Linked DNA regions of Homo sapiens: regions 2, 3 and 4 are each linked to region 1. Evidence: chromatin loops called from intact Hi-C (ENCODE). Cell type or tissue: endothelial cell of umbilical vein. All regions are shown on one strand. Region 1 overlaps NEDD4L (NEDD4 like E3 ubiquitin protein ligase). Region 2 overlaps NEDD4L (NEDD4 like E3 ubiquitin protein ligase). Region 3 holds the start of LINC01897 (long intergenic non-protein coding RNA 1897). Region 4 has its middle 78 kb from the start of ATP8B1.

What was found. Hi-C counts contacts between places; a loop is a spot of excess contacts. Peaks named below come from ENCODE experiments on the same cell type or tissue, not always from the same donor. Only the 100,000 strongest peaks of a DNase experiment are listed, where the experiment ranks them.
Region 2: a loop joins it to region 1, with 6 times the contacts of the local background. A loop is called at or near these places in 10 of 110 quality-filtered maps.
Region 3: a loop joins it to region 1, with 3 times the contacts of the local background. A loop is called at or near these places in 2 of 110 quality-filtered maps.
Region 4: it touches region 1 in a loop (6-fold over the local background); 15 of 110 quality-filtered maps call a loop at or near these places.

Annotation. Positions count from the first base shown.
Region 1 is chr18:58,319,215-58,327,214 of GRCh38, reverse strand. It overlaps NEDD4L (NEDD4 like E3 ubiquitin protein ligase), which reads right to left. Exons shown (of 31, transcript NM_001144967.3): 7 at 4,729-4,790; 8 at 3,881-3,983; 9 at 2,053-2,219. Among named protein-coding and RNA genes, the nearest start is that of MIR122HG, 120 kb to the left of the region's middle. In endothelial cell of umbilical vein, a CTCF peak has its summit at 4,985 (motif pointing right); a DNase peak (open chromatin) is centred at 5,034; H3K27ac peaks cover 367 bases.
Region 2 is chr18:58,220,073-58,228,072 of GRCh38, reverse strand. The region is part of intron 2 of NEDD4L (NEDD4 like E3 ubiquitin protein ligase); the gene reads right to left. Among named protein-coding and RNA genes, the nearest start is that of NEDD4L, 180 kb to the right of the region's middle. RefSeq lists enhancers at 2,824-2,923, 4,143-4,736. In endothelial cell of umbilical vein, no CTCF peak of the experiment used is centred here; DNase peaks (open chromatin) are centred at 3,762 and 5,232; H3K27ac peaks cover 4,066 bases.
Region 3 is chr18:57,955,446-57,963,445 of GRCh38, reverse strand. It overlaps LINC01897 (long intergenic non-protein coding RNA 1897), which reads left to right and starts at 1,819. Exons shown (of 2, transcript XR_007066389.1): 1 at 1,819-1,944; 2 at 2,040-2,210. In endothelial cell of umbilical vein, a CTCF peak has its summit at 4,012 (motif pointing left); a DNase peak (open chromatin) is centred at 3,995; H3K27me3 peaks cover 1,149 bases.
Region 4 is chr18:57,877,201-57,885,200 of GRCh38, reverse strand. No RefSeq gene overlaps it. Among named protein-coding and RNA genes, the nearest start is that of ATP8B1, 78 kb to the right of the region's middle. In endothelial cell of umbilical vein, a CTCF peak has its summit at 3,218 (motif pointing left); a DNase peak (open chromatin) is centred at 3,200.

The DNA of each region.
Region 1 (8,000 bases):
AAGGCAGGAGAATCGCTTGAACCTGGGAGGCGGAGGTTGCAGTGAGCCGAGATGGTGCCACTGTGGGTGACAGAGTGAGACTCTGTCTCAAACAACAACAGAAAAAGAACTGCATTTTTCCCTTGTTGCTCTAGACTAGTGAAGAGCCAGCAAGTTATACCTTTTGTTTTAGTTTCTGGGACACTGCCACCAAAGATGGTTTCTCTTTTAAATCACTTTATTGAGGTCTAATCAACACATTAAAAAGCTGTTCATGTTTAACGTACACCTCTTGATGAGTGTGGGGACATGTCTACACCTGTGGAGCCATCAAAAAAATAGTATATATTTTAAAATGTATGAAGTGTTTTCTCAAGAATTCCCTCGTTAGTTTCACAACTCTGTGAGGCAGAGAAAGTAGCAATTATCCCTATTTGTCCCCAAAATACAAACTCTAATCTGCATGATCCTTATTTATGAAGTTGAATATTTTTCCATATACATATTAGCTATCAGGATTTTTTCCTTTGTGAGTTGCTCCTGGCCACTTTTCTGCAGAGGTCGCATGAGGATCTACCTTTTCAGTACTCCTTTCTCATGCTGTTGAGCAAAGGTAGGTAATGGTGCTTTGCTTAGGATATTGCTACCAAGATTCTTCTAGTCACTACATGTAACCAAGCCCAAGGTGGGTCCAAATTCATTTTTACTACAAATAGCTACAATGGATTACAATAATTCTAATAGCTATGGGCATTAATCAAAAGGAAATAGTAAGCAATAATATAAAAAACAAAAAGAATCAACCAAGCTATTTCCATGGGAAAAAACTTTAACAAAAGATAGTTCAGCATTACCCAGCTGATCTGATATTTTTGCTGTCCTGAGACCATTTTGCTGTCCTGAGCTAATGCCCGTGCTGGGTAGTCTAAAGCTGATCACGAACAGCTGACATTCACGAGAACCCACCTGGGGGCTCAGAGAAGACAGGCTATTCGTTGTTCCAGATTCTGCAAGCTTTATCTCTAAATTAAACAAAACCTAGACCAGAAAACTTGGCCACCCTCCCCACCCACAGTCATATGTGGAGTATCTTTACAATTTCTAAAGATAAAAGGTTTTTAAGAACATGATACCTCATACTGCTTGTTGTCTAAAATGTATCATTAGCCACTTTCTTTCAGAGTTCGAGTAGACAAGAAAATTATACTACCCAGTAGACTTGCTTTTATTACATACTGAAAGTTGTATAGTTCATTGATAATTTCCTCCTTGTCTTGGCTGCTAGGCAGCTCATAATTTCTAGGATAAAATTCCTTTTCCTTAAGACTTTCTTTTTGCCCTTCGATGTATTATCAATAGACTTAGATCTTGCTGTATAAAATGATTTAAAAACAAGCTGCTACAAAACCATTTTTAAAGTCCATGAGTTTTAACCAGTGTTTATTTGCTATCAATCAAACCACAAATTGCTGAGGGAACAAAACAGGAATTGGTTTACTGCATCCCTGAGGCTGGTGAGGGATTAAAATACACAGTAATTACTAATTCTGATTTTGCAACTCTCCCATGTGTTTCTGATTATATTAAGGGGCTCAAATTTCCTTAAAGAAAAAAAAATTTTTGAGGTTTCCAAATCAATGCATTGAAGAGAGTAAACATCCAAAAACTTAGAGAAAACAGAAAATTGCAAAGCCAATTTGCTTGCCGGTTCTGTTCTGGGTCAGTTGGGAGAGAAAGGTGAAGAAGAAAACAATATAATCAACAAATGTAAAATAAGTCTAAGAAAAACAACCTCTGCTTTGTATTTCAGGAATCGACATAAAAGAAGACATAGAAAATAAATCAGCTCATATTGAAAACAGCAGCATGTGACTCAAAGGCAATCGCTTACAATATACAAGTTCTGACTGCTCTTGCATGCTTTACGTAAATGGAGAGGAATCTCGTACCACACCACCATCTGCTCTTATAGACATATGATTTATTTCCCAGCCTTGTCCCAAAGGGCCGCCATATTTGTCCCTAGCTGTGCAGTGCACGTGCACGTGTTCCTGACCATCACACGGTACTCACATCAGGCTTGGTCTGTGCCACTGAGTGGTCCGGTTGTTGTGGTTGACATAGTAAGTTCGGCCTAAATTGTCCACTTTTTCTTCCCACCCGGGAGGCAGAGGAGGAGGAGGAAGTTCCTCTTGGTGCTGAGAAGCCGAGTCATTTGAGTCAACAACTTCCCATCCATGCTGCGGAATAAAGTTAAAGGGACGATTATGAGGTTGGTTCTTCGGCTGTGAGTAAGAGGTCATCACAGCATGCCCTGCATGCCCTTCTCCTTGCTCTGGGGCTCTCTGGCTCTAGCCATGGCTTCGGGGCCACATTTGAGTAAATTCCCAAATGAAGGCCAAAAAAATATATATATATCAATTCTAGAAAGGCCTCAAAAATCTTCTGAGTAATGGCCAATTAATTGTGCTGCCCTCTAAGATGACTACATTGCAGGACAACACAATTTGGATCTGCACAGTCGGTGACACTACTTAAGTCACATCATACTCTTTCCATACGTCATGTTTGTTATTTTGACTGGAGGGCCTCCAAGGCTGTACAAAGCCCTGCCAATGATGTGCGTCACAGTACAGCTGCCATCTTTTCAACACCTCTATGAGGTAAAGGGAGCAGGGAAGATGAGCTGCGCTGCACCTGTGTTCTAACAGAACTCATGGCACAGGGGACCAGAGGCCCAGAGTCCTGTTGCTCCCCAGGGAGGTGGGCTTTGAGAGAGAAGCCTCCTCTTTGCATCCCAAACAACCGCAGGAGCCAGGAGTCTGGAAGCTGCTGCCTTCTACTCAGGCCCTCTACACTGGCTGTGTCCACACCAACGGGTTTCATGGTACCAAAATTCGAGTTCCATTTTTACAGCACGTATTTTAGGCATTACGTATTCCCTTCCTAACATCCTCTGCTAAAATCACTGGAAAATTAAGTAATTCACTGGTTACTGCGGTTGGAAGGCAAGAAGAGTGTAAAAAATTCCTTGGATTTGAGATGAAAATCTGTTGACATGCTTATGAAATGTTAACATTCATAAATTTCTATCACCCACATTATTCCTCTTCATGTATATAGAGAGATGAAGGCTTGTAAATGAAATAATGCCTGGAAATATGATCTCTCAGGCGGAGGAGTGTTCGGGTAACTTCTCCACACACATTATTCACATATCACATATATGCAACAGCTGCAAACAGATGTGAGAATAAGCCCTAGAGAGGTCTCGTTTAATGGACACTTTGAGAATATGAGAATTTGCCTAACAAAACAGCACTGGCCGAGGTGTGTGCTGAAAAGGTACGATAGGACCCACAGCATCAGTCTGTGACAAGGTAAATACAGGCGGCTCTGTCAGGAAGGAAAAAAGGGACATTCCTCTGGTCAGCTCGTTGCAGAATGGCATTTCTAGAGGAGGGTTTTTCTACTGCAGGCTGTCACCTGTGGCCAAATGAGTAAGAAACTTGAAAAAAAAGTGATTTTCTAAATTCCTCCACCCACTTTGAAGCGACCTCAATGGCTAAAAAGAATTTACAAAGAGTTGCAAGTCCATAGCAATAATAGGATTCAATGTGTGAGGAGACTTTCACAGAGCTGTGGGGCTAAAATTGGGGAATAGGCATGGCATTGTCTAAAGAGAAATCTCTCCGAGGATTGGTGTTGTAACATAAAAAGTTCATCTTTAACCAAAACAAATAACTGCACTGGTAGACTATCAATGACCAATTTGCGGACATATGTACTTTTTTTTATATTTAAGCTTTCTAAACTTTTATTTCCTTCAATTATAAAGTTTGAAAGCAAAACATGAATATGATCTCAAGGCAAGGAGAGAGGCCTGACGCCCTCCACGTACCTCCATGTCATCCCTCTGGTCACTGTTTTCTTCATCTTGACCTCCATTTTTTGGCATATAGGCCATTTTCAATCGCAAAAATCCCTTAACTCGAGACTTATGACTGCACACATAATGGAAGAAAATTGGTTAGAAGGGTTGTGACTTCAAAGGACACTTAAAATCGTCTTCAGCAAAAGCCAACCACCACAGCACGCAGGGCAGGCATCCCCACCCACCCATACCCACAGCACACAGGGCAGGCATCCCCACCCACCCATACCCACAGCACACAGGGCAGGCATCCCCACCCACCCATACCCACAGCACACAGGGCAGGCATCCCCACCTATACCCACAGCACGCAGGGCAGGCATCCCCACCCACCCACACCCACGGCACGCAGGGCAGGCATCCCCACCCACCCATACCCACAGCATGCAGGGCAGGCATCCCCACCCACCCACACCCACGGCACGCAGGGCAGGCATCCCCACCCACCCATATCCACAGCACGCAAGGCAGGCATCCCCACCTATACCCACAGCATGCAAGGCAGGCCTCCCCACCCACCCATATCCACAGCACGCAAGGCAGGCATCCCCACCTACACCCACAGCATGCAAGGCAGGCATCCCCACCCACCCATATCCACAGCACGCAAGGCAGGCATCCCCACCTATACCCACAGCACGCAGGGCAGGCATCCCCACAGCATGCAGGGCAGGCATCCCCACCCACCCACACCACAGCAAGCAAGGCAGACATCCCCACCCACCCATATCCACAGCACGCAGGGCAGGCATCCCCACCTATACCTACAGCATGCAGGGCAGGCATCCCCACCCACCCATACCCACAAGCCTCACCTTCTTGGTCTGAGGAGAAAGTCCTTAAATGTATAGGGTCGCTCCATGGTTGGATCTTCTGTCTGTGGGGAAAAAACAGTAAATTAAATTTTAATATTCCTAATAATTTCATGTTTTAGATACAGGCAACTGGATTACAGAGAATATATTTTGAATTTTAGAATGTGGCACCGCTGAATGTGTTTCTTCACTTGGTACCTGACAGTCCACGGAACTGATCTACTAGAGATCCACTAGATGTCACTATCCACACCGGGTTTTAGGAGCCAGCCCCAGCCACAGACAAATGACAAAATTACAGCTGTCATTGCCAAGTAAAATTTCTAACTGCAGGGTGTGGCCTCAGTCTCACAGAGCTGATTCACTTCGGAGAACCAGCGGTCACCAGTGCCTTGCTATATGCCTGTGACTCGAGACACATATGGGTGGAGTAAACAGAAGAATATACAAGATTTAATCTTTGAGGGAAACTTTGTTTTTTGTATTAAAATCTCACAACATCAGCCTAAGAGAATTGAAAGACTATCTCCTGCACAGAGATCACCCCAGGAAGCAGCACCGATCAACCTTCTGCTGAGGTTCAGTTCATGAAGCTATGAGTACAAGTGGAGTATTTGTTCATTTTTAAAGAAATCAGTGTTCATTTGATTGTGTGAAGTTCATTGTGAAGTTCCTACCAAAGCAGGAAATTGGATAAATAAGTGTGACTATTTCATTAATCTTTAAATACTATATATTCAGTAAAACCTCAAATACCTAGACCCTTCAATTAAACACAATTTCAAATACTTTTATAGCAAGAGATAAACCAGTCCAGTGATTTACTGTATCAGGTTTGTGTGCGCGTGCATGCACACACATGTATGTACGTATGCACTGCTATTTGAAATGTTATCTGTTTATGTCATTCTCTGCTTTAAACTCTCAATGGGTTCCTACTCCTCTCATAATAAACTGAAAATTCTTTCCTATGACTTAGAAGACCAACTATAATCTGGCCTTGAATCAACTTTAACCTCATTGGGAACCAGTCTCTCTCTTCCTTCCTTGTACTCCCAACCATCCTGTCCTCATCTGCCATGGATGCAGATTATATGTACTGCAGTAGGGCCCATGCACAGGCAGGTCCCTCTGCTGGACAGCTGACTCTGGATGGCATGGCTGTTTCCACTTTGCCATCCAAGTGTGAGATCCCAGGTCTCATCCTTTAGAGTTCCCACCATCAGCCACCCTTATCACCCCCCATCCTATCGTCCTGCTGTATCTTCCTCATATCACTTTCTGAAAGTACCTGTTCATTTGTTGACATACTAGTTTATTATCCATCACTTCCAGAATGTAAGCCCATGAGAACAGAGACTTGAATTTGCTCACCATTGGATCACCGGTGCCAAGAACATTGCCTGGCACCAAGTAGGTACTCACGTAAGCACTCAATTCATCTGATCTGTAGTAAACTATGGAGGCTCTCAAAATTCACTATCATTGAATGAAGTAAATTATATTTTCTAGACTGTTCTTATGAGGCAGTAATAAACATACATTTTGAAAATATTTTCTACCAAAAGGTTTGTAAATATATATAAGGAAATAAATGGATAATTTATTAAGAAAACTATTGCTGGTTTTCCTTCCTTTTTTCATTTATTAAACCAACATTTATTTATTTAATTTAGAGACAGGGTCTTCTGCTGTCCAGGCTGGAGTATAGGGGCACAATCATAGCTCACTGCAGCCTCAACTTCCTGGGCTCAAGTGATCCTCCCACCTCAGCCTCCCAAGTAGCTGGGACCACAGGTGTGTGCCACTATGCCTGGCTAATATTTTTATTTTTTATAGACATGGGGGTCTTCCTATGTTGCCCAGGCTGGTCTCAAACTCCTGAGCTCAAGACGTCCTCCTGCCTTGGCCTCCCAAAGTGCTGGGATTACAGGTATAAGCCACCATGCCCTGCCAACCAACAAATAATTTGAGAGCAATATTATGTCAACGACATGTGGATACAACATGGTATAGCAGTCCTTATGGTTACAATTACAAGGGAAGAGCCATCATGTCAACAATCCACTAGAAGCTAAGGCAGAACAAATTCACTGACACAGAGAGGTTACATTCTGTGAGACTTGGGGTACAGGGAACAGACGGACTCTGACTTGGAAATCAAAATGGTTTTGGATGTGGAGTTCAATACAATACAGGGTGATGGGAAGGCTTTGAGAGGTAGAGAACAGGGAGAAAGGACAGTTTAAACATAGGAAATCAAACAGTATGACAAAGCCTACAGGATCACCAGTGGGCATGAGCAATCTAGGAGCAGCAGAGAACATGCAAGAGAGTGAAGAGGGAAAACCACGGAGCTTAGAGGGACTCTGAACCTGAGTCTGTCCATACCCTATGCAGCTTAAATGACTGATATCACACAGGTCAAAAGGCAGATCTCCTAGGTTTGCATCCTGGCTTTGTTACTTACAGAGCCAAGTGGCTAAGGGCAAGTTCCTTATCTCTCTTGGCCTCAGTGTCCTCATCTATAAAATGGGGCAGTAACCATAACTTACAGGGCTGTTGTGAGGATCAAACCAATCAACTGAGTTGGTTTCTATAAAGTTCTCAAGGGCACCTGGCACACTCAACAAACACTAGCCATGTTCATTGGCCAATTCTACACGTTCATATCATTTGTCAGTACTGCCAACTCAATGCCAAGCAGTAACAGGTAGGGCATTAAAATCAAAGTTCACGTTCATTGAAATTCTCTAGCCTGAATTAGAAGATGATCTTATAGATAACTACAAGATTCTTCTTGGCATTCATCCAGGTTCCAATCTGATCCTGTTCCCTGGAGCAGAGCTGAGTGGAGCCTCCCAGGATGGCTTTGAGGGTGCTCCTGGTGGAAAGCCATCTTAAACACACTGCTGCAAACAGTGCTATTAGCCACAATAGCCACAATGCTGCCCCCGTTCCAGGGTAAAAGCATTCAGAAGAAAATCTGGATACTCAGTACTTTCATCTTGAAAGAGAGTAGTTGCTTTCAGCCTAGGTGCATTCACTATGGAATAGAGTGAGATAAAGGATTCTGCAGGCAAATGGAAGGAGAGGGCCCTGCTGGGTCCCTAGACTCGAAACTTGTATGCAACCACTGCAAGCACCTAAGCCTTGGGCGAATCCACCCCATGCCCACACCCTTGACCACATCACAGGCTCACAATGATGCTGGAGAGCCAGGGTCAGATCCAGCACCACCAATGACCTGCTTATTGCTGGGCAAGTCCCCT
Region 2 (8,000 bases), 99 kb after region 1:
TGGGGTAGGGTAAATCTTGAGATTTATGGTAAGTAGATACTGGAAAATATCTGTCCATCGTGAAGCATACACTTTTCACATGCTGGGCAAGAGCCAGCTCTATTATTTTAAGGTGTAATACTGCTCAAATTTGGGGTAAATTGGATAGAAATAAAATAGCCTTACTTGCTATTATCAGACTCACACTTGGTTATTTTTCTGATGTCACGACCAAAAAAAAGTTCAACAGCAATGGAGCAGAAGCTGAAAGAGAAGGATAATCTGCTCTTAGGGAGTTTGAACAAGAGGCAATTAATAAAGGATTAAGCTAAGTAAAACCACAGCAGAACACGTAACTGCAGCATGTTGAACACTGAAAACCAGAGGGGCAATTAGGTAGGAAAAACCCACAGTGGGTAAAACACTCACTGGGTCAATGAACAACAGTAGGAACTTCGCGAGGCTAATCCCTTGTGGACAGACCTCTTTCTAGAAGAGAAGCAAGGAAAGCAGACTCCAGCCCTTAGACAGAGCATGCAGGGACGTCTGGTAATTCGACTGACCGCACAGTCCTAAGAATCACCCAGCGAATTCCATTTTACTAATGTGTAAAGGTGGGATGAGGTGACCTGCAGACAACTCACCTCCAAATACTGACAGCTCAGAAGAAACCACAGCCTCCACACTGACCAAAATCACGATCAGGAGGTCCTTCAGGACACCCCCAGGAAGACTGCCTGGAGACTCCCTCACACAGACCCTCCTAAGTCTCCGGGGTCTGCTTTTTTCTCCCATTTCTTCATTCAACAAGTTGTCACTGGCACCACTACATGTCTGGCATGGTTGTTTTAGGCACCTGAGATATGCCAGTGAAGAAAACAGACAAAACGCTCTACCTCTGCGGAGCCTACATTTTACCAAGGGGAGACAGGTAGCAAACAATCCAGAATAAATTACTAAAGTTCACAGTGTTAGAAGATGATAAAAACTAAAGAGACAAGAAGCACAGCAAGGAGGACTGATGTGGGGACGTGGAGGCAGATACAGGCTGCAGGGTAGGCAGCTTTCTGATTTTGTGATATCTGTGAGTAGCCACTTGAAGGAAATTAATATCGTTCACTGGAGAGGCAGACTCTAACAAAAATATAACAATTGCATATTTGACAAAGATCAGGTTTTTTTTTTTAACGGATGGCTTGGTTGATTTGATCTAGGGTAACACAGCGGCATCACAGAGGGCATGCGCTCTGGAGTCTGACACACCCTGGTTTGTTTTCTAGCTCTGCCATGTGCAACTAAAAACAACTGGATGTCATCTCTGTCAGCTGTAGCAGTGAGGCCTCATGAGATGAGAGGTTTGTACACCCTCTAGCACAGTGCCCAGCACTTGGTGAGCCGAGGCTATTAGCACTGCTCAGACTTAAGACCACAGTAGGTCCCAAAGCCTTCCCTGTCCCCAGGCACAACACAGGAACTCATGCCCCTGCTCACTTGAGAAGCTCAGAAAAGACAGAAAAGCTTTAAGAAATTTAGGAAGTAATAGAATGGTCTCATGACTGTGTTGCTCTGCATATGCGTTCACATTCGTCCCTCCCCCTCAGTATTTATCCTTTAGTTGCAAAACATCATTTGCCAGGCCTGGTTTGATGGATTACTATAATCAATTTTGACTTGGGGGTCAGGGGAGAAAACATAGAGCTCTGCTATTGGAGGTCACTTAATTTAACACAATTGCATTTGGCAAATGACAAAGCTGGGAGATAAAGGGCACTTTTGCCTTCAATGGTGCAGCCTCAAGTTCAGGCCTTTACTTCTAAGTCTAAACTACTATACCTCTTAGAGGGCAGAATAATTAATTCTCTCTGAGGATATTCCATAGGCGTGGATATTCCTAGTTTCCAATATTGATTAGATGAGAAGAGACTTGAGTATCTTTGATGAGTGGAAATATTTTTTTCCAGGAAATATCCATTCATTCTGCTCCAAGATCAATGGCCACTTACCCTTCTATACATAAGAGTTTATAGCTTTCTATGATAATGATGTTTCTAAAGATTTCTAAAGGTTGGTTTTCTTGTTTTCTTTTAACCACTAACCTAGTGTCAGCCGCAACTTCCATATTAACTGCAAGTAGACACACTGGAAAATGTTAGGAGATACCATGGCAGAAGAAAACAAAACTGTGCTGTTTTATAAAAGATCATCCACCCATGTAATTGTGATGGCCTTACCCTGATTTCTTTATGTCCCTCAACACTACTACTAATTCTATTATCAGTTGACTTGGCTATTATGGGTCTCCTCCACCAGGCTGAAGTTCCCTGCAAGCAGAGAGGTAGGTGGTCACAGATGGCTGTGCAGGCCACTGGCTCCGGACCTAATAATGTGCCCTTGGCCTCTTCTATTTGCACTGGTATCTCGAGCAGTGGTCCCTGATGGGCTTGGTACATATTTGCTGAATAAATGAATTTCACCTTAAGGTTGGGAGGCCACTTAGACTCTAACTGGTGCATTTGCCATTTGGGAGCTTGCAAGCTGTATTTTACCTTGCCCACACTTCTCCCCTTTCTTAAAAAATAAGAAGCAAAGCCAAATATAGATGTGCGCAAGCATAACAAAAAGGAAATTTAATTGTGAAGCGGATAAAACCCAGCATCAGGCAGATGAAGCGGCTGGGGCTGCTCCCTGCCCAAGGCGGGACAGTGGGTTCCCCGCCCACATTGCTGAGCTGAATCTCACTGTTGAGTTTCTGGGGTTTTTTCCCTAACCTGGTTATTGCTAAACTGAGATGCTGGCTTTGTCATCAAAGCTTTCAGTTCTGTGTCATGCTCAAGATCAACTTTTAATGGCAATATCTCTAAAAAGGGATAAATGCATCATCTCTCCAGGGACCTGCAGTTCCACACGGGTGACAGGGCCCTGACTGTGTCTTGTCTTCTCATTCTCTTCCCCCCCAATACCCCTTTCTCTCTGACATTTGTACTCTTCAGCTTTCATAATATTTCAAGCTAAGTGACTTTTTTTTCCAGACACAGAGCATTCCTCTGCCATACACACAGAGAAACCACTCACCTGGAGTGGGTGGCCCCTATCAATAAACAAATAATTTAAAGAAAATAAATTTTTTTAAACCAAAATTAAGGGGCATTTTCCCAATCTGATCACCATCCTCATTCAGACCAATGCTTCAAGACTGTTAAAGTACATATTTAAATATAAATAAACAAATCAAGTGAAAACAAAAGTAACAGGAAAAGAACAATCTGACTTAAGGAAAAAATGTAGCTCAACAAAAACAGACAAGTGAAAGGGAGAAGGAGTGCCCCTCAATGTCTAGCACAAGAGACACTTAGGAAATATTTGGTAACTGACTAAAAGAATAAAGAGAAGACAACTTGTTTTCAAGTAATGAACAGGACAAGTGACTTAAATAGCCTTTTGAATGAGTTAAGCTAAATAGTTATACAAATATAATACCACACAGGACGGTGCCCAAAGAGAACAAATTCCTTTCAGATAGATCACTCACTGATTAACCTCAGGTACAGTTATGGCCCTGAAAACCTCAACAAAACAGGGCAAGAGAGAAAAAGTGGAGTATATCAAAATGCCTTAAAGCCTGCCACGCCATTTCCTCTAATGAAGTTAGAGACTTCCTTCCAGTGTCAAGCCTGTCAACTCAGCATGGCAGATCTCGGCCAAAATAAACTCCTGGACCCAGTTAATTGAGCTAAAAGGAGTCAAACCCCAGCACTGGCAAAGGCTCAAAGATCACACCCCCAGGACTCTCAATGGCTTCTGCCCAAGAATCTATGACCAAATGACCTCTGATAACGTGACAGGGTTTCCAGTCACTGACCTTAGTCAGAGGAGGCTGTTTATAATTGCATGTGATCCTCTTGCCTGCTGCAGGCCAGATGAGTAATCGTGAAGTGAACAAGACAGCTTACATCACTGAAAGCGGTGCGTTTTCCATGTATTCTACGGAACTCCACTGAGTCCACTGGACTCCCGGATCTCTATTTCCACTTAGTCTGAAGGGCAGGGGGCTCTTGGCAGGAAGCGCCCAAGTCCTCCCTGTGGCCCCTGTGGGAGGGAATCTGGGTACCGCCTGCCCACATCCCACTGCCCACCTGTGCTCCTGGGTACTGAGAAAACCTGGCCAGGCACAGAGGAAGCACAAATATTTACTGTAGACGAGGGTGTGTCGAGTGACCCTTGGGGAATTCTGGGCCACTGGGAACGCAGTCAAGATAGACTCAGAAAACAGCAGAGAACATGTGCTTCTGCCATTGCCCTGAAGGCCAACGGCCTCTGAAACCTCCGTGATTCAAGGTGAGCGAGTGGCAGGCTCACTTCAAGCCCACCTGTAGAAAGGAAAGCCCCGTCTATGTTACTAGCACACTACATCATATTTAACTCAAAGCACATAAGAAGGAAAAGATTTCCATCAAGGTGAAAGAAACGATATGAAAATGGCTTCACATGAAAACTGACTTGGTAAAACCCTAAGAAGTACAGGCTGAAAAAATAAACATTGCCTGGAATGAAACATAAAAATCCCAAACAACCCTCCCATCCCAACAGAACCGTCAAGACCACAAAAGCTCCTGTCCCATCACTTGCCTTAATAAGTACATAGAGCCCCCCACCATCACCACATCCACCAAACAAACCACTTTGGAATAAAACTTCTACACTCAAGTAGCAGAATTCATATAATTTCATACCTGCCTTCATTTTATATCTTTTCATTATATTCCACAGTGCCAAGAAAATGTCCCAAATGTGTCGTTTTAAATCAACATTTAGTTGCAATACAGGACTCCAGAAAACCTTCATTTAACTTAAAAAGGCAAATTTTCATAAAAACAATAGGAATGAAAAAGGTTAAGGCATAACATCTGTAACTAATACAGATGTTTACTTCCTCTTAACTAAATAAAAAGCATTTCTTCCTCTCTTCTTGACTTCCATCTTACTAGATTCCCACAAGAATTAAAGTTCACCTTGTATTCCTTACAGACATTAAAAAAGGTTTAAAAAAAAAAAAAAAAGGTCAGCACCCACCACTGTGGCATTCTTTCTCTTCCTGGTCATTGCTAATGAAACTCACTCACCAGCCTGGGGCCAGCACAAACATACTTTAAAATCCCACTTCCCTTATAGAGTTATTTGCTTCCTTTTGTTTCTTTCACTGGCAATATCTCATTCAAACATGTGTAAAGTACTTTTCAATGTGAAATAAGTATTAAAGAATAAACATTAAAGAATAGCTATGAAATAAGTACTAAAGAATAACTCAGATTTGACTGTAGGCTTTGATATTTCATATTGTTGATACATTTTTATTGTCTTTAGAATTCCGGCCATCTTAACACTTAATGACATCAGAAATACTTTACTGAAAGTAACCCGGCTCATTAATACGAAGGTGTGGCCTGCACTCAAATTTATTTCAAGCTTTGCCAACATATGGATACACTATAACCAGTTAACTAACAGTTTATGAATCACCATGAAATGAGACAGTAAAGAAACAAAAATCACATGTTAATCATTCAGCATATTCACATGTATGAGTAGGAAGGGTGGGAAAATGATAGAAAACCTGAGGGAAAAACTCAGTTGAATATGTTCTGGGCTTTGACTTTTGTTTTCTCAAACAAAAAATATAATAAAATTTAGTCTAAATCATGTAAGCCAAATTACTCATACCGAGGAAGAGAAAGATTTCTGTTGCTACCAACCAAAAATTCAGATATAAGCCATGAATTATTCTCCAAGCAAACTATTTTATGACCTAAGATGGTATTTTACTTGAAACAAAGGAGAGCTGGTATCTCCCTCTTCTCCAGGAGGTTTCTAAGTCAGAAATACTGAGACTCGAAACAGAACAGGAAGGAAAACACAATTCTTTCCTCCTCAACCTGTGATTTCTAAAACAGAAAACCTCATTCATAGAACTTCAGCGGTCTCTGTTTTCCATTATTTTCAAAAATAAAAGTATTATTGCTTTGGTTTTTGGAAGAAAAGCTGTACATTTTTCTAAACAGTCAAGAAAGTTAAGAAGCAAAGAACAGGGGACCAGAATTCTGATCCCAATTCTTTTCAAGGCTCATTCTTTGCCTATCATTCTTTTTATGCATAAGGAGGGTAAAATTGACCAATTATAGCTAACTGTGAACACCAAAAAGCATTTAAAATTGAAAATCTTGGTACATGCTAGAACTATGCCGCTGACATAAAAACAGTATTAAACCAACATCAAACTCACACCAAGAACAGATGTTATGCATTCATATAGCAAACATACAGTGGTGTCTTTGTTCTTACCTATACTTTTCCTCAAAGCTGCTGAAAAACAAGGCTGGAAAGTGTTCAGCTGGACTAGCGCTGCTGGAAATCTACCTTGGTGACCCTCCGGCTCCCTGGCCTCGTCTTCCTCCTTCCCAGTTTTAAAGCAGTGCCCGTACACACCTCTGCTGATACCGGGGGAATACCAGCAAGTTTTAACACAACTGAGAAGGAATGCGCCCAGCTCGCTACTTATACTGATGATTCACTTCAATGACAGGTAGAAAGAAATGCTTGTTGGTGGAAAAGGGGGTTGCGTCAAGCTCCACCTCCTACCATAAGGTTAAGTAGCTCCACCCAGCTCAGCAATTAGCTTACATCATCACCCGGGGCCTTATCTCCAGGTTCCCTGCAGTTGTTCCTGCAGCATCTTCAAGTGAAGTTCTCAGTGGGCTTCCACACAGGATGGGCAATAACAGAGGTCATGAGGTTTTGTGGATGACTCTATGTCTGGCGGGGCTGTTTTGCTTATTTAAAGCCAGATCAGAGATTTTGGCATTTCCAACAGTAGAGGTCAGCCCTTCACCCTGCCACAAACTAACTCAGCTTCTACATTCTGAGGTTCTGGCCCTCGAGGCCCCACACTCGGCAGATGGGAACACAACTTCCTGGCCCTCCAAAAGCTTATTGTCTTGAAGAGGGGAAAAAAACAGGAACAAAAATAACTATGATACAAACTACAGCCCCCAAAAGAATCAATAGTCAGATGAGAGACAGCCCCGCCCTGTAAATCTGCAGTCTGTACTGTGCATCCCAGTTTTCAGATCCCAGTTGTGTGCCCTTAGGTGTAAATCAGGGCCTTGAAGGTGCCAGCAGAGCTCTACCCTGGGACCCAGCAGCACCATGTCCTCGTTTGAGGGGTAGTCTGGCAACCTGACCACCCTTACTCTACAGAAATTCCAAGAGCAAGTCAAACATGTGCTCTCTGCCTGCGATGGGCACTATGCTACTTCTCTTTCCTCTTGCTGGAAGAAGTCACACCCTACTCTCCAACCCATGCAGCCCTCCACCCCAGCAGATGCGGCTCTAATAGGAAGTGTCCCCAGTTGTAGCAAACAGCTAACTTTCTATATGCACTCAAATGTGGTGGCATGCTCACTCGCGAAGTGTTCCTGGCATCTCAGCTGAGAAACCCTGTAAACTAGACTTGCAGTTCCCCCCAGCGTTCAAACGCTGGGATTTCCAGAGGTGGGGGGAAGATGAACGGATCACCCCTTGAGGCTGGGAGGACTGCTGAAGGCTTAGAGGAGCAAGTGGGCACCAGGGTTCAGCTAGAAACATTCACCCTCCTGGAGACAGGGGGACAGTGCCAACCATTCTCAGTCTTTTTTTTTTTGAGATAGGGTCTCACTCTGTCACCCAGGCTGGAGTGCAGTGGCACGATCTCACTACAGTCTCTGCCTCTGGGGTTTAAGCAATTCTTGTGCCTCAGCCTCCTGAATAGCTGGGACCACAGGTGTGAGCCACCACGCTCCACTAATTTTTGTATTTTTGGGGTTTTGCCATGTTGCCAAGGCTGGTCTGGAACTCCTGGCCTCAAGTGATCCACCCATCTCGGCCTCCCAAAGTGCTGGGATTACAGGCATGAGCCATCGTGCCCAGCCCGTTTTCAGTCAAATTCTTAAAACAAGAGGAACATCTCAAGTTTTCAGTCTTCAGCAGTT
Region 3 (8,000 bases), 360 kb after region 1:
GTTTTATTTGTTTGTTTGCATTTTCTTCTGCTCCTTACATCATCTCTTTCATTATAATTACTTCCCACTATTTGGTTATTAGGGATCATGAGTTTAAAATGATCAATTGTACAACTTTTACTGACTGTACCCATTATTTCTCCCACAATTTTTATAATGCTGGCAGGTTTTTTAAAAAGTCAGCTACAATTTACATAAAATAAAGCGCATAAATATTCAGCATATAGCTCAATGAATTGTAAAAATCAAGGTATAGGCTGGGCACGCCTGTAATCCCAGCAAGTTGGAAGGCCAAAGTGGGAGGATCACTTGAGTCCAAGAGTTTGAAGCCAGCCTGGGCAACATAGCAAGACCCTGTCTCTACAAAAAATTTAAAAATAATAATAATTAGCCAGATGATGTGGTGCATGCCTGTAGTCCCAACTACTTGGGAGGCTGAAGCCAGAGAGTCGCTTGAACTCAGGAGATCGAGGTTGCAGTAAGCTGTGATCGTGCCACTGCTCTCCATCCTAAATGAGACCCTGTCTCCCAAAAAGAAAAAAATAAAATAAAAATAAAAGGATATACAACATTTACATTATTCCACAGATTTCCTGTAATCCAGGATATACAACATTTACATTACTCCACAGACTTCCTGTAATCCATCCCAACAAATATTTCCCTTCTAAGTATAACCCCTGTGTTGACACCATGAATTCATTTTGTCTGTTCTTGAACTTTGTATAAATGAAATAATGGAGTATTGATGTGCACTTTTGGGTCTGGCTTTTTCATTCAGCATTTCTGCAAAATTTGTTCATATTAATTCACCTATCAGTCTTTTTGTGTACTTTTTGCTAAGTAATATTTTATTGTATGAATATATCACAAGTTATTTTTCCATTCACCTATTAATATTACACCTGTCTTGTTTCTGGGTTTTAGCCACTATGAATAAAACTGCTGTGAACCTTCTCATACATATTTGTAATTGTTTCTAGAGTTTTAATTCCACCTTTTTAAAACCTGAAAGATAATTTTTAAAACAATGATTTTCTGAACTATTTTATTGATGTCTGTCTACACAATTGTGTGTTGTGTCCCACACTGTTGTTTTGGGTTCACATTATTCTCTGCTGACGTGTCTCCTTTAATAGGGAATATTGGTGGCTGGTGCATTCCTGCTGTCTTAGTTTTGTCTTCCTTCTTGAATAATAACTTGAAAAATCATTTATATTACCCTCAACACTGTGAAGATACCACCTCATGGTCTTCTAGCTTCTGTTATTGCTGATGAGAAATATATGGGGCTGTTTAATTCCTATTCCCTTTTAGCTAATCTGACTGCTATTTCTCTCTGGTAGCTTCTAAGATTTTCTCTCTGGAATTTTTATTCAGCTGTTTCATTATGTTATTTCTAGGTGTGGTTTTATTTTTATTTAACCTTCTGGCATGGGGAGAATACTTTTGATCTAAGGACATATTTGTGGTGATGGAACATTCTCAGCCATCTTCTCCTCAAATATTTCTTGTTATTTCTTTTCACAATTCTCTTCATTATTCCCTTTATTGCCTGATAAAATTTCTATTAGGTATGTAAGTTCTTCATTTATTACTCTGTAGATCTTAAATATATATATATATTAAATAGTTTAATATTTTATTACTGCAATCATGTAGAATGAATTTATCTTTTGACTGTTGATTTTGTTGGATGCCTTTCTTAATTGTTTTTGTATGTTTTAGAATTTTGGCTTATTTCTCCCTCTCTCTCTCTCTCTCTCTCTCTCTCTCCCTCTCCCTCTCCCTCTCTCATTTCCCCTCACTCCCCTTTCACAGTTGACTTCACCACAGGCCCAGGTCTTGTATTGAGGACAAGGAAATACTGCCCCATAATGCTGTTGAGAATATTTAAGAGCAGTCAGGAAACCCTTTGTAGCTTGGCTTTATTGCAGCAAGTGTGTATGTGCTATTTATACTGGCCTATTTTTATATTTTTGTTTTGTTTTTATATTTTCATGTGTTTTTATATGTTTTTATGTTTTGTTATATTGCAGCAAAGAGGAGGACCTGAACTTCCAAGGCCAACTTGACTGGAAACCCTCTAGTCTTTAATCCATAGAAACCTGACTTCTGTGCCCCCCATGCCTAGAAAACTACTTTTAAAAAGAACATTAGTGGTCACCACGTTGGTAAAGTATTAATAAATAAACATGTTTTAGTTCTAATCATACTTGGCTTTTGGCATGCTTCCTGACTACACTGCATCCCCCCAAATGCTCTGTTATCTTGGCTCCCACAATAGCACACACTTTTTATTTTTAAAAGGTTGTAAAATACACAAAACATAAAACTTATTATCATAACCATCTTTAAGTGCACAGACCAGTGGCATTCCGTACATCCCCACTGCTGTGTGGCCATAACCCATCACCACCATGTGTCTCCAGAACTCTTTTTATCTTGCAAAATTGAAACTCAATACCTGTTAAACCACAATTCCCCATTCCCTGCTGCCCCCTGCCTCTGGCAGCCACCATTCTACTTTCTGTTTCTTTTTTCCAAGACTGGGTCTCCCTCTGTTGCTCATGCTGAAGTGCAGTGGTGTGATCACAGCTCACTGCAACCTCGAACAATCCTCCTGCCTCAAGCAATCCTTCTGCCTCAGCTTCCTGAGTAGCTGAGACTACAGGCATGCACTACTACACCTGGCTAAGGTTTTTAGTTTTTTTTTTTTGGCAGAGATGGGGGTCTCACTATGTTGCCTAGGCTGGTCTTGAACTCTTGGCCTCAAGTGATTCTCAACCTTGATCTCCCAAAGTGCTGGGATTACAGGCATGAGCCACCGCAACTGGTGTCTACTTTCTGTGAGTTTGACTATTCTAGATGTCTCCTATGAGTGGACTTATACAGTATTTGTCCTTTTGTGACTGGCTTTTCACTTAGTGTAATGTCCTCAAGGCTCACCTGTGTGATAACACATCTTTCTACTGACTTCTTTCCAGTCCCCCTGCTGACTTCTTTCTAGTCCCCTCTTTGTTCATCCATGTCTTCATATTGGTCTTCCTCAGCGTTCCCTCCCGGACCCTGTTCTGTCTTCATCATCCCTACCCCTGGGTAATCTTCACTCTCATGGTGTCAGTTACCATCTCCATGGAGGGAATGGGCCTGTGTTTCTAGCCCAGACCTCTCCCCTAGCTCCAAGCTTTGCATCTCCAATTGTCTGTAGGACACTTTTTCTTGAATGGTTTGTAGGCACCTCCAGATCAGCATGTCCCAAGTTCAATTCCTCATATCTTTTTTCCCCCATAAATAAACTACTCCTTCTCTAGGTTTCCTATCTCATTAATTGACACCACCATCTACTCCAACCCAATCTACAAATAAAGATGTCATCTGTGACTCCTTTCTGCCTCCCTTCCCATCCCCTCCAGAGTAAGCCAGTCAATTCCCATTTCATAAACATCCCTGCATCTAACCCATTCTCTCCAAATCTATTGCATATAACCTACAACAGACTACCACTTTTCTAGCCTGAAAAACAGCCTTCCACCTGGCTTCTGTGCCTCCAAATCTTACGCCTCCCTAATTTATTCTCCAAACTGATACTTCTCAAATGCAAATCTGTAATTCTTTTCTGCTTAAAACCTTCAGTGGCTTCTCATTGCCTTTGACAAAATAGCCAAACTTCTCGGCCTGGCTCCTCTCGGCCAACCACGAACCCATCTGCAATTCGTGTTCCAAAAATGAAACACCCTAAAACAATGAAGTCCACTATTTCTTTCCGGGGTCAAGAGAAGAGCTTAGAAGACAAATTCTAGGAGATGATGCCCTCATTCCTTTAGGAAGGCAAACAATTGGATGATAACTAATTAGCATACATGTACTGGTAAAGTCAGCACGTGACCTGGTGAGCTGGCACCAAGATGAGCTGGTGAGCTGGCACCACGGGGCCTGTGGTGCCTTACACATGAACACGCAGCCTGACAGGAGCTGCAGTCTTAGGTATGATGTGAGAAGGATTGCCCCCTTCTGGCTGTGATTCTGAATGTCCCTGAGTTTTTCTGTTCCCTAGCATGATTAACTCACTGGGACATCTTTATTAGAGCTGGATCCATGGTTACAGTTTATAAAGCAATGAGAACAAATTTGAAATATTAATAATGTCCATTCCAGGAAAAAAAAATTAACCACTTTAAGAATCGGAGGGGGAGGGAAGTAATTTTCTACCTCATTGCATGGGTTTGGAGTATAGCTGAGAGCTATTTGGTATGAATACAAGGGGAAGGTTTGTGGAAGATATTTCAGAATGATTCGATGATGAGGCAGCCTGGCTGAGGCTCTGGAGAGCTGGTTTAAAGATGAAAACAAAATGAAAAAAGAAAAATTATTTTTACATAATCTTTTTTTAAAATGGGGATTTTAAAACAGCAAAGTTTTGGGGTGTTTTTTGTTTGTTTGTTTTGTTTTGCCTGGTTTTAGGTTACCTATTCCTTTTAGAAGCTGTAGAAAGATTTTTACCCTGGAGAGGCTCAAATGCAAAGCTAGATCAAATTTTCTATAATTTCGAGGTATCTGTGGCGTCTTTGGAGCTGTTTTATAAATTCACAGGACTCATGAGCTTCAGGTTAAGAACCTCTGTCTGGGAGTTCAGTGAGAAATAAAAGGATGGAGTCTATTTGGGGAGGATCATAAACACTTTTTTTTTTCTTTCAAAGACAGGGTCTTTCTCTGTTGCCCAGGCTGGAGTGCAGTGGCATGATCATAGTTCACTGTAGCCTCACCTCCTGAGCTCAAGTGAGTCTCCTGCCTCAGCCTCCCAAGTAGTTAGATTACATGCATACACCACCATGCCTAGCTAATTATTTTTAATTTTTTTTGTAGATATAGGGTCTCACTATATTGCCCAGGCTGGTCTCAAACTCCTGGGCTCAAGTGGTCCTCCTGCCTTGGCCTCCCAAGCTGCTGGGATTATAGGCATGAGCCACCGTGCCTGGCCCATAAACACTTTTTAAGAGTAAAGCTAAGCCAAACAACCGAGAAAGGACACAAACATGAATTTTTAATGTAGGGATTGCAGCCAAGAGGACAATAGCAGCTGTCCCAGAGTGTCATGAAGATGTTTGCAGAGTATCTCCCAAATGGGAGGCTGATTATATTTAAATTACAAAGGTTTTGCTCTTTTTGGTTAAAAAAACTTCATGCCTTGAATTTGGTTACCAGCTCAGAAAGGTAGGATGAGCTGGGGTGGGAAATGAAACATTGAGAAGTTTGGCCGAGCACGGTGGCTCACACCTGTAATCCCAACGCTTTGGGAGGCCAATGTGGGCAGATCGCCTGACCTCAGGAGTTCAAGATCAGCCTGGCCAACATGGAAAAGCCCCGTCTCTACTAAAAACACAAAAATTAGCCAGGTGTGGTGGCACATGCCTGTAGTCCCAGCTACTCAGAAGGCTGAGGCAGGAGAATCACTTTAATCCAGGAGGCAGAGGTTGCAGTGAGCTGAGATAACGCCACTGCATCCCAGCCTAGGCGACAGAGCAAGACTGTATCTCAAAAAAAAGAAAGAAAGAGAGAAAGAAAGAAAGAGAGCAAGATTGAGAAGTTAAATTCAACTATTCTTACAGGAAAAGTCCAACACTTCCATTTACTTATGGTTGTTGTAATGAAGTGTTGTAATGAAGACAGGACCACATTTGACAATAGATCCTAATATAATTAGGACTTCAATTAAGTAATGAAATGATTACCATTGCCTGGGGCACTTATGCTGGACAGAAAGATGATGCTGCATTGAAACATAATATGGGACAAAAAGAATTCTGGAAAATGTGACCTTCGGGTTTGACATATTTTGACATGCTTACCTTACAAAATTATTTTTCATGAATATTGATAAAATATTCACACCTCCTTTGTGGAAAAAGTCACTGCGATGAGCTTTCATGTGTGCAGTGTTCTTTAGCTAGGGGCATCAGCACACTTTTAGAGTCTAAGGGTTTTTCTTATCTTTCTTGCACCACGATTTCTGCATTTGTAAAAGAGGAACTCATAGAAGCTCAGGTTTGTAGGCAGCCTTGAAAAGTCACCTAATCAGTCTTTAGGCAAGTTCCCCGCAGAAGCAACTCTGACATCCTTGGATGATGCACCCAATCTCAATCAATCCACTGAGATTCTAGAACTGGAGATGTCCACTCTTAATATTGACTCAGGGTCTTCAAAAGATGTGCCAGTGCCCATAAGCTCTGTCCATGGGCGTCATTCTGATCTAACTGCTGCCTCACCTACTGCTTGTCTTCTCTTTGTGACTCCAGACTGAACTGTGATACTGGCCCTTGCACTTGACCTCCCCGAATACCAGCCCCTCTCCTTGTGTTATCTGGTGTCCTAATCAGGCCTTGACTATGAAACTCTTCTTGCCCACCAGTATCCCTTCAGCCCTTGCCATCTCAGTGCCCACCAGCCTGGCTTCCAGTTGCCAGCCCCTGCCTCTTTGCCTGGGATGTCCTCTGGCTGTCAGAGCCTGCTGTGCTCCAGCCTACATGGCACAAGTGCCAAGGAATCAATCACCCCAAGGAATCAATTAATCCCAGAGCACTGACGGGAGTGGTTGATAATTACCCCAGCCTCCTTACCTTTCCCAGGGAACCACTGTTAGGCACATGCTCTGTACTGTTTCCCAGAGTTCTCCAGCAGTATTAAGCTCCACTGGTATATACACTGGTGTCTTTTTAAATAAACTCACCCCTTGTTGCCTGCCCTCTCTTCCCTGTCTTACTTCCACATCACCCAATCTGTGTTTCCTTGGCTCGCCTCCAAGGATCCAAGTTTATTGCAATATTGTTTGCATAACAATAAATGCAATAAACTATCGAAATAAACTTGCATTCAAACTCTTATCTCAGAATTTTTCTCTGGGAACAAAAACTAAGACAGGAATCTCAGACTTACCATATTCAAAACAATCCTGAGCCCTTCTTTGCCCCTCTATCTTCCTTCCGTTCCACACATACCCACACCCTAACTCTTTCTTTCCCAGTTTTCCCCATCTTAGCTAATGCTCCAGCCAGCTCCCCAGTTGGGCAGGCTACAAACCTAGGAGTCATCTTTAGTTCTCTTTCCCTCTCATATCCTACATTCGACCTATCAGCAAGTCCTATTGGCTCTATCCCCTAAGATAAATCCTGAATTCAGCCACTCCTCATCAGCTTCACCGCCATAACCCTCATCCAAGTTACTGTAGCCTCATACCCTGACTGCTACAACTGTGCCCTGCTGTCTCCCCGCTGTACACTCACCCCTATGGCCCACATACAGCAGCCAGGGCAATCTTTGAAAGTATAAATAAATCCTGTTACTCTTCTGCTTAAAACCCTCAAAAAACTCCCCACTGCTACTAGAATAAATACTGAACTCATGGACAATCAGCTCCTGCCTTCTCTTCGCTCCCTGTCTTTTGTGACATTCCTAGTGATGGATTTGTATTTTTTCTTCCCATTGCTTGCACATGCCAAGCTAACTCTTGTTGTACTGTTGGGGTTTAGAAAATGATACCCCAGGCCAGGTGCAGTGGCTCATGCCTGTAATCCCAGCACTTTGGGAGGCTGAGATGGGAGGATTGCTTGAGCCTGGGAATTTGAAGCTGCAGTGAGTTGTTATGGGGCCACTGCACTCCAGCCTGGGCAACAGAGCAAGACCCTCTTCCTAAATGAAAAAAAAAAAGAAAAAAATAGATACCCCAAAATGTGTCAAATATGCCACTTTGGACTTCAAATTGAGTGCATCTGGGAAGCAGCAAATATGGTGGGGAGAGGAGGGTCTCCCTAAAGTTCCCCTATCTACCTAAATGCCAGATCCTCCAGAAGATATCCAATTATTGGGAATTCCTTCCCCAGATATCTCATCAACCGGATATCTTTGCAGGAAGAAGGACTAGAGTAGACTCCATAGCCAGAGCCCACGCTATTGCCTATTATTCAAGCCCATTCATCTCCCCTAAAAATCATTTGCTCTTCCTC
Region 4 (8,000 bases), 440 kb after region 1:
GTAGATATGTTCCAATAAAACTTCGTTTATAAAAACAGGCAGCGAGCCAGATTCTCCCATAGGCTATAGTTTGTCAACCCCTGTGTAAGTGAGCAACTTTATTTTGGTTCACAGTTCTGTCATATAACACATCGGCTTCTACCTTCCTTTGCTCAACAAATCAGATAAGCAACTTTTCTTTGTTTCCATCTAAATCACTGATAAAACTGTTGAACAAGACAAATCACACCCATTAGGATGGCTATTTCACACCCAGTAGGATGGCTATTCTGAAAAAGAGAAAATAAGAAAACAATAAGTGTTGGCAAGGATGTGGAAAAATTAGAACCCTTGTGCATTGCTAGTGGGAATGCAGAATGGTGCAGTCACTGAGGAAAACAGTATGGTAGTTTCTCAAAAAAATTCAACACAGAATTATCAGGTGCTATATTTCTGGGTATACACCCAAAAGAATTGAAAGCAGGGACTGGAACAGATATTTGTATATTAATATTCTTTGCAGCATTACTCACAATAGCCAAAAGCCAGAAGCAACCCAAATGTCCATCAAAGAATGAATGGATAAACAAAATGTGGTGTATACTGCTATGATTTTGATGTGATTTATCCCTACCTAAAACTCATGTTGAAATTTGATTCCCAACATGGCAGTGTTGGGAGGTGGAGCCTAGTGGGAGGTGTTTGGTTCATGGGTCCCCATCGTCACGAATAGATTAATGTTGTCTCACTCACAGGTATGAGAGAGAGCTCTCACCTGCTCAGGAATGGATTAGCTCCTGGAAGTGGGAGTTCTTTTTTTTTTTTTTTTTTTTAGATGGAGTCTTGCTCTGTCACCTAGGCTGGAGTGCAATGGTGCGATCTCGGCTCACTGCAACCTCCAAGCGATCCTCCTGCCTTAGCCTCCTGAATAGCTGGGACTACAGGTGTGTGCCACCATGCCTGGCTAATTTTTGTTTTTTTGTATTTTTAGTAGAGATAGGGTTTCACCATATTGGCCAGGCTGCTCTTGAACTCCTGACCTCATGCTTCAGCCTCGCAAAGTGCTGAGATTACAGGCGTGAGCCACTGTGCCCGGCCTGGGAGTTCTTATAAAGTGATATCACTGCTCTTGTGATATTGAACACACCTGCTCCCGCTTTGACCTTCTGCCATGTTATAACACAGCATGGAAGCCATCACCAAAAATCAGCACCATGCCCTTGAACTTCCTGATCTGTAGAACTATGAGCTAAATAAACCTCTTTTTAGAATAAATTACCCAGAATCAGGTATTCTGTTATAACACTAAACACATTAAGACATACATACAGTGGAATACTATTCGCCTTAAAAATGAACAACCATTTTTTTTTTTTGCTTAAACAACAGAGACTTTTTTTTAAGTTTATGGATACATAATAGATGTACATATTTTTGGAGTACATGTCTATATACATTATATATTATATATACACATTATATGCAGTCATATAATGTGTAAAGATCAAATCAGGGTAATTGGCACATTCACCACTTTAAATATTTATCTTTTCTTTTTTTTTTTTTTTTTTTTTGAGATGGAGTCTCGTTCTGTCACCTAGGCTGGAGTGCAGTGGCAATCTTGGCTCACTGCAAGCTCCACCTCCCGGGTTCATGCCATTCTTCTACCTCAGCCTCCCGAGTAGCTGGGACTACAGGCACCGGCCACCAGGCCCAGCTAATTTTTTTGTATTTTTAGTAGAGACGGGGTTTCACCGTGTTAGCCAGGATGGCCTCGATCTCTTGACCTCGTGATCTGCCTGCCTCGGCCTCCCAAAGTGCTGGGATTACAGGCGTGAGCCACTGCAACAGGCCTTATCTTTTCTTTATGCTAGGAACACTTGAATTATTCTCTTACAGCTATTTTGAAATATACAACAGATTATTGTTAAGTATCATCACCCTACTGCTCTATTGAACACTAAGCCTTACTTCTTCTATTTAACTAAACATTCGTACCAATTAATCAACTTCTCTTCATCCCCATCTTTCTCCTACTCTTTCCAGCATTTGGTAACCACCAATCTACTCTCTGTCTTTATGACATCCAGGATTTTTAGTTCCCATATATGTGTAAGAACATGCCACACTTGCTTTTCTGTGCTTGGCTTATTTCACTGAACATAATGACCTCCAGTTCCTTCAATGTGGCTGCAAAGGACAGGATTTCTTTTTTTTATGGCTAATATCCCATTGTGTGGAATATATACAATATAAATAATAACTCCTTACATATATACCACATTTAGGAGTGACATTTTGATATATGCCACATGGATGAATCTTGAAGACATGCTGAGTGAAATCCCCCAGATTTAAAAAGACAAATATTGCATGATTCCCTTTATAAGGGGTACCTAGAATAGAAAAGGTAAATTCATAGAGTCAGAGACACAAAGTAGAACAGAAGTTACCAAGGACTGGGAGGAGAGGAGAATGGGGAGTTGTTGGTTTATGGGTACCGTGTTTCCATCTGAGAAGATGAAAAGGGTTTGTAGATAAACTGTAGTGATGGTTGCACAATAACGTGAATGTACACAGTGCCACAGAGCTGCACGTTTAAAAGGGGTTATTTTTATGTATATTTGACCACAATTAAAAACAATAAAAACCAAAAGAGCCTGAAGGCCAGCCTCCAAGGATCTCCCTCCAGCTGTCATCAATACCTGAGACCATACACTTCAAATACAATCACCAGCACAGAGCTGGTGATAGAAAATTGTGAATAAAAATAACTGAACCTGATGTCAGCTTCTCATCTATAGCATCTTTCCTATCATTCACAGGAGATCATAATAGATCTCATAAATGCTTTAGCATGTCTACTCACTTATTAGCTCATCGATTACTCTACCTGCTTTGTCACCTGTAGAGGAAGGAACTGAGTTTCACTTTGTCATTCTAGAAAAGATGAGTTGATGGAGGCCTCAGGACCTGCCCCGCAGCAGCACGCAGGCTGCACATCAGGGCGTGGTTAGGAGCTGCTGTGTCTCGGGTCACCTGCAGCTTCTTGACCTGAACACAGAGCTGAGGTCTGCTGGGGCCCCTCATGACATGTATACCAATCAGCAAGGCCCTGTTCTTCCATGATTTTGCTGACCTCTGTGCATACGTTGCAAAATGTTCACGACATAGCAGACCATTAAGACAGCTATGCAGGCAGTGAAGGGAGCTGTCCCTGTGGTGTGGCGCTCCCTCTCGTGGTGAATGAGGGAAAGTTCAGACAGACAAGAATTGCACACTTCCATCTGCGTTTGGCATTTTTGTAACACAGTTAAGTTTGTCCTGTAATTTTCATGTTGTAACTATAACTCTAATGAAGACTTTTGCCTGTTAATCTGGAAATAACTAGGCCTAAGATTAACCAGAAAGAAAGAGAGAGGGAGGGAGTGAGGAAGGAAGGAAAAAAAGAACAAAGAAAGAAAAGAGAATTTTTAAAAAAGAAAAATTATGATGTTTTTCTTCTTTTTAGTTTTCGGTTTCCAAGACAGTGTTCTATGGAGGTTAAAATTCTCTTATGACATAGATTTATTAAGGTACAAAATTAATTTCCTTTTGTTCCATATACCAGCCCCCTTTTATTATTATCCCACAAAATTCCATAATACAGTATTTCTTATATCACCACAAAGAAAAAGGGACCTTTCTTTTAATCTAAAATGGAGGCGTACCAGCCTGGGAAACATAGGGAGATTCCATCTCTACAGAAAATAATTTAAAAATTAGCTGGGCATGATGGTGTACACCTGTGGTCCCAGCTACTTGGGAGGCTGATATGGGAGGATCACTTCTGCCTGGGAGGTTGAGGCTGCAGTGAGCCATGATGGCACCACTGCACTCCAGCCTGGGTGACAGAGTGTGCCCCTGTCTAAACTAAAATATAAAATAAAGTAGAATAATAATATTAAAATTAAAATGGATAACTACAACAACAGATACCCTTTAAAGGCAGTTTTTCATCTAGACACCCTATAAAGGCTTGAGTATTTTTCTCTTAAAAAAAAAAAGTGACTGGGCCGGGTGGGGTGGCTCACATCTGTAATCCTAGCACTTTGGGAGGCCGAGGTGGGTGGATCACTTGAGGTCAGGAGTTCAAAACCAGTCTGACCAACACAGTGAAACCCTGTCTCTACTAAAAATACAAAAAAAATTAGCCGGGAATGGTGGTGGGTGCCTGTAATGCCAGGTACTCAGGAGGCTGAGGCAGGAGAATTGCTTGAACCCAGCAGGCAGAGGTTGCAGTGAACCAAGGTTGTGCCACTGCACTCCAGCCTGGGCAACAGAGCAAGACTCATCTGAAAAAAAAAAAAAAAGACTGACTCAATATTTTTTGAGGTCACAAACTTGAGAAATAATAAAAAACTATGGACCCCATCCCTTTTTATGCCCCTAACATGTCATAAACATACAAAAATGACAAAAAAAAACTGTGTTGCAAATTGTATACAAAAAAATTGTGTGAAGAAATGTACACATAATTCCAGGAGATTTAGCCTCCCTCGAATCCATTCATGGATCTTGAATTTCAGGATAAAAATCCAAAAGGGACCCAACATTCCCTTCAGAATGGAAGTGTGTGGAGCCCAGGAGACTGGAGCACACTCCTTTCCTCAGGTGCCTGTAGCCAGGCCTGAGTTGGAGATGGAATAAGGACTCTGCATGGGAGAGCAGCTTACTGTTGTTAAGGGAGCTTGGGGCTTTATCTCATGGTCCCTCACAACTACCTAGTGCAGTCAGTAGGGAAAGAACCACTCATTGTGGGTTGACAGTCACTAGGGGAAATGTTAGAGAAAGGCAGGCAGAAAACAAAGACTTTGTCACAAAAAGCAAACCGTTATAAAGTATTTGCCTCTCTCCTCAACATCCGTGAAGTCATCCATCTATTTTCTGAAGGCCATGGGAAAGGAAATTGTATCAGTCTGTTCTCATGCTGCTAATAAAGATATACCTGAGACTGCGTAATTTATAAAGAAAAAGAGGTTTAATGGGCTCACAGTTCCATGTGGTTGACGAGCCCTCACAATCATGGTGGAAGGGAAAGGAGCAAAGTCACATCTTACATGGTGGCAGGCAAAAGAGAGAGCATGTGCAGGGAAACTTCCCTTTATAAAACCATCAGATCTCATGAGACTTATTCACTATCATGAGAACAGCATGGGAAAAAACTGCCCTCATGATTCAATTACCTCCCACTGGGTCCCTCCTGTGACACGTGGGGATTATGGGAGCTACAGTTGGAGATTTGGGTGGGGACACAGCCAAACCATATCAGGAATAATGATAGAAATTGTCTTATCATGCCTGTAGGAACCAATGACATTCATTGAGACTATATCCTTTCAGTGTAGTCATTGAGCTATACTTACACACGTGTTTGTGGGGACAACTCTTTGAGAGGCTAGCAACTGAACACCAGGTCTTTCCCTAAACTAATGGGTGTGCTATCAGTTGGCAGGATATCCACCCTACCAACAGTATCATCATCTTTCCACCATCCCTAAGCATGCCCACGTCAACTCCAGCAGCTGGGACTGCCCCATGATGCCTTACTATGCTGTCCTGCAGTGACTGGTTATACATCTGTATTCCTCAGTGGTGCTCTAGCAAGGCAGAGACCACCCTACCATACTCCATGCATAGCACAGTACCTGACACACAATCTCATTTTCAAACTCTACTCAGGAAACTTCCATATTAGTCTACATTCTCCCAAGAAGCAGATGCCAAAAATATTAAAAGGGGAAGTGCCTCTGTGAGAAAAAAATTAGGGACGGAGTTGGGTAAATATGGCAGTGCTGCTGAACTGTGATACAAGTCTAACCATGAGTGAAGGAGAATGAGAGAGAAGGTTGGATGGAAGATTCTTAGAACACCATGCAGGGCCGGGCATGGGGGCTCACACCTGTAATCCAGCACTTTGGGAGGCAGATCACCTGAGGTCAGGAGTTTGAGACCAGCCTGGCCAACATGGTGAAACCCCATCTCTACTAAAAATACAAAATGTAACTTGGTGTGGTGGAGGATGCCTGTAATCCCAGCAGGAGGCTGAGGCAGAAGAATTGCTTGAAGCTGGGAGGTAGAGGTTGTAGTGAGCAGAGATCATGCCACTGCACTTCAGTCTGGGTGACAGAGTGAGACTCTGTTTCCAAAAACAAACAAACAAAGAAACAGAACATGCAGTCTAAAGAAGGCTCACCAAAGTCAGGTGATGGGGAGTTGGTGGTGGTCCTTGAGCCAAAGTCAACCATCTGAAGAGCGTGTGGCCCTGAATGAAGCTTAGGCCTTAGCATTCTTGCCACCCTCATTTGTTGGCTGAGAGCAGTGAATAGTCAGTGTGACCTTGGTTCAGACATGCAGTTGGAGTTCTGTGAGTTCATCTGTGTGGCCATCACGTCTTCTATCCTGCTAACTCATTGCAATTCTCCAGCTTCATTGTGATCACCAGTCTACTAATTTCACCACTTTTACCGGATCCATTGTTCCTCTGTGTCTTCATTTTTCTTCTAACCCTTGTTTTGGAGCCCTTCCCTAGAATGTCTGCATCGCAGGCACCCTGAACTCTGTGAGCCTTCTCTCAGGTGCCCACCTGGTCTAGTAGCCACTAGTAGATGTTTATTGCCATATCCTCCTTCCTCAAAGATCCCTCATTTTGTTCATGGCATTCACTGTCTTATCCTAAGCCATTAGTTCTCAAGCTTTGCCGTGCATCAGAATTGCTTGGGGGGCTTGTTAAAATACTGACTGTAGGGCCCCACCCCCCAGAATTTCTGATATAATAGATCTAGAGTGAGGCCCAAGAATTTGAATTTTAAACAAACAAGTTCCCAGGTGAGGCGGATGCTGCCGGTCCAAAAATCACACTTTGAGAACCACTGGTCTAAATCCATCCTAGAAATCCCTTGGTGCTTGCCAATGACTGATTCAGGAGGACCAGACTGAAGCCACCAGCACATGGCATTCCCATGGTAACTGTTAATGCCTGAAGGAAATGCCCTGTCTTCCCTGGCTGGTGAGAGCATGAGAGGGTTTCCCTCTCTTTTGCTCCACATGAATGAGGAAGCGGGTAGAGGTAGACTGACTGCCCCCAGCCACTGCATCACAAGAGCAGGGTGCAAGCCACGAGAAGCAGCCAATTCCATAGACAGCCAAGTAGAGGGAAAAAGAACCTGAGTCCTTGATGAACTCACGGGGCCACTGAATCAACAACCCTGGAGCTTGACCTACGTCTGAACCTTCTTTTAAGTTCAATAATTCATTTTCTTATTGTTGAAGGTGGCTTGAGAGAGGTTTTCTGTTACTCACAATGAAAAACATCCTAATTGATACACCTAGGAAACACCAAACCCTGATCTAGCTCTACTGTTTCTTGACTCTACCCACACCTAAACAGATGAATACTTTTAAAAAATCATACAAACCAATCCAACTTGGTTTACTTCAAAATTATGACCACAACTCTCACATGACACCTAGGAATGTCTGTCACTCCACTTACAATTCCTGAAAACATTCCCCTCTTACTTTCTGGGATGCTTATTCCACACTTCCTTAAAGACATATGAAATCTAATCATGTTTATCACCCTCACCTGCCCCCCCCACCACCCATCTCAGCCAACAGCATTGCCCAATATATCATAGAAAGGTGGACAGTCAAAAAAGAACCATTCCATCCCTACCATCGCATCTATCACCTTACCTGGGCTTGTACCTGCAAAATCCACCTTCTCTCTTGGTAGGGATGAAGGCCACTCCTCCACTTGTGCTTTGAGTTTCAATCTCCTTCTGCTCTCAAGAACTCTGCCCTTGCAAATATCCCCTTCATTCATGCCATATTGATTGTCCCCTCAACCAAATTATTCCCATTGGCAAATAAACATGATTTGATTTCATATGTCTTTAAAAAGTATTCTCTCTTGATTCACTCCAGCCACTCCCTCTTTTGCCTGCCCACTTTCCACCTCCCATGGGCTCTTGAACCCT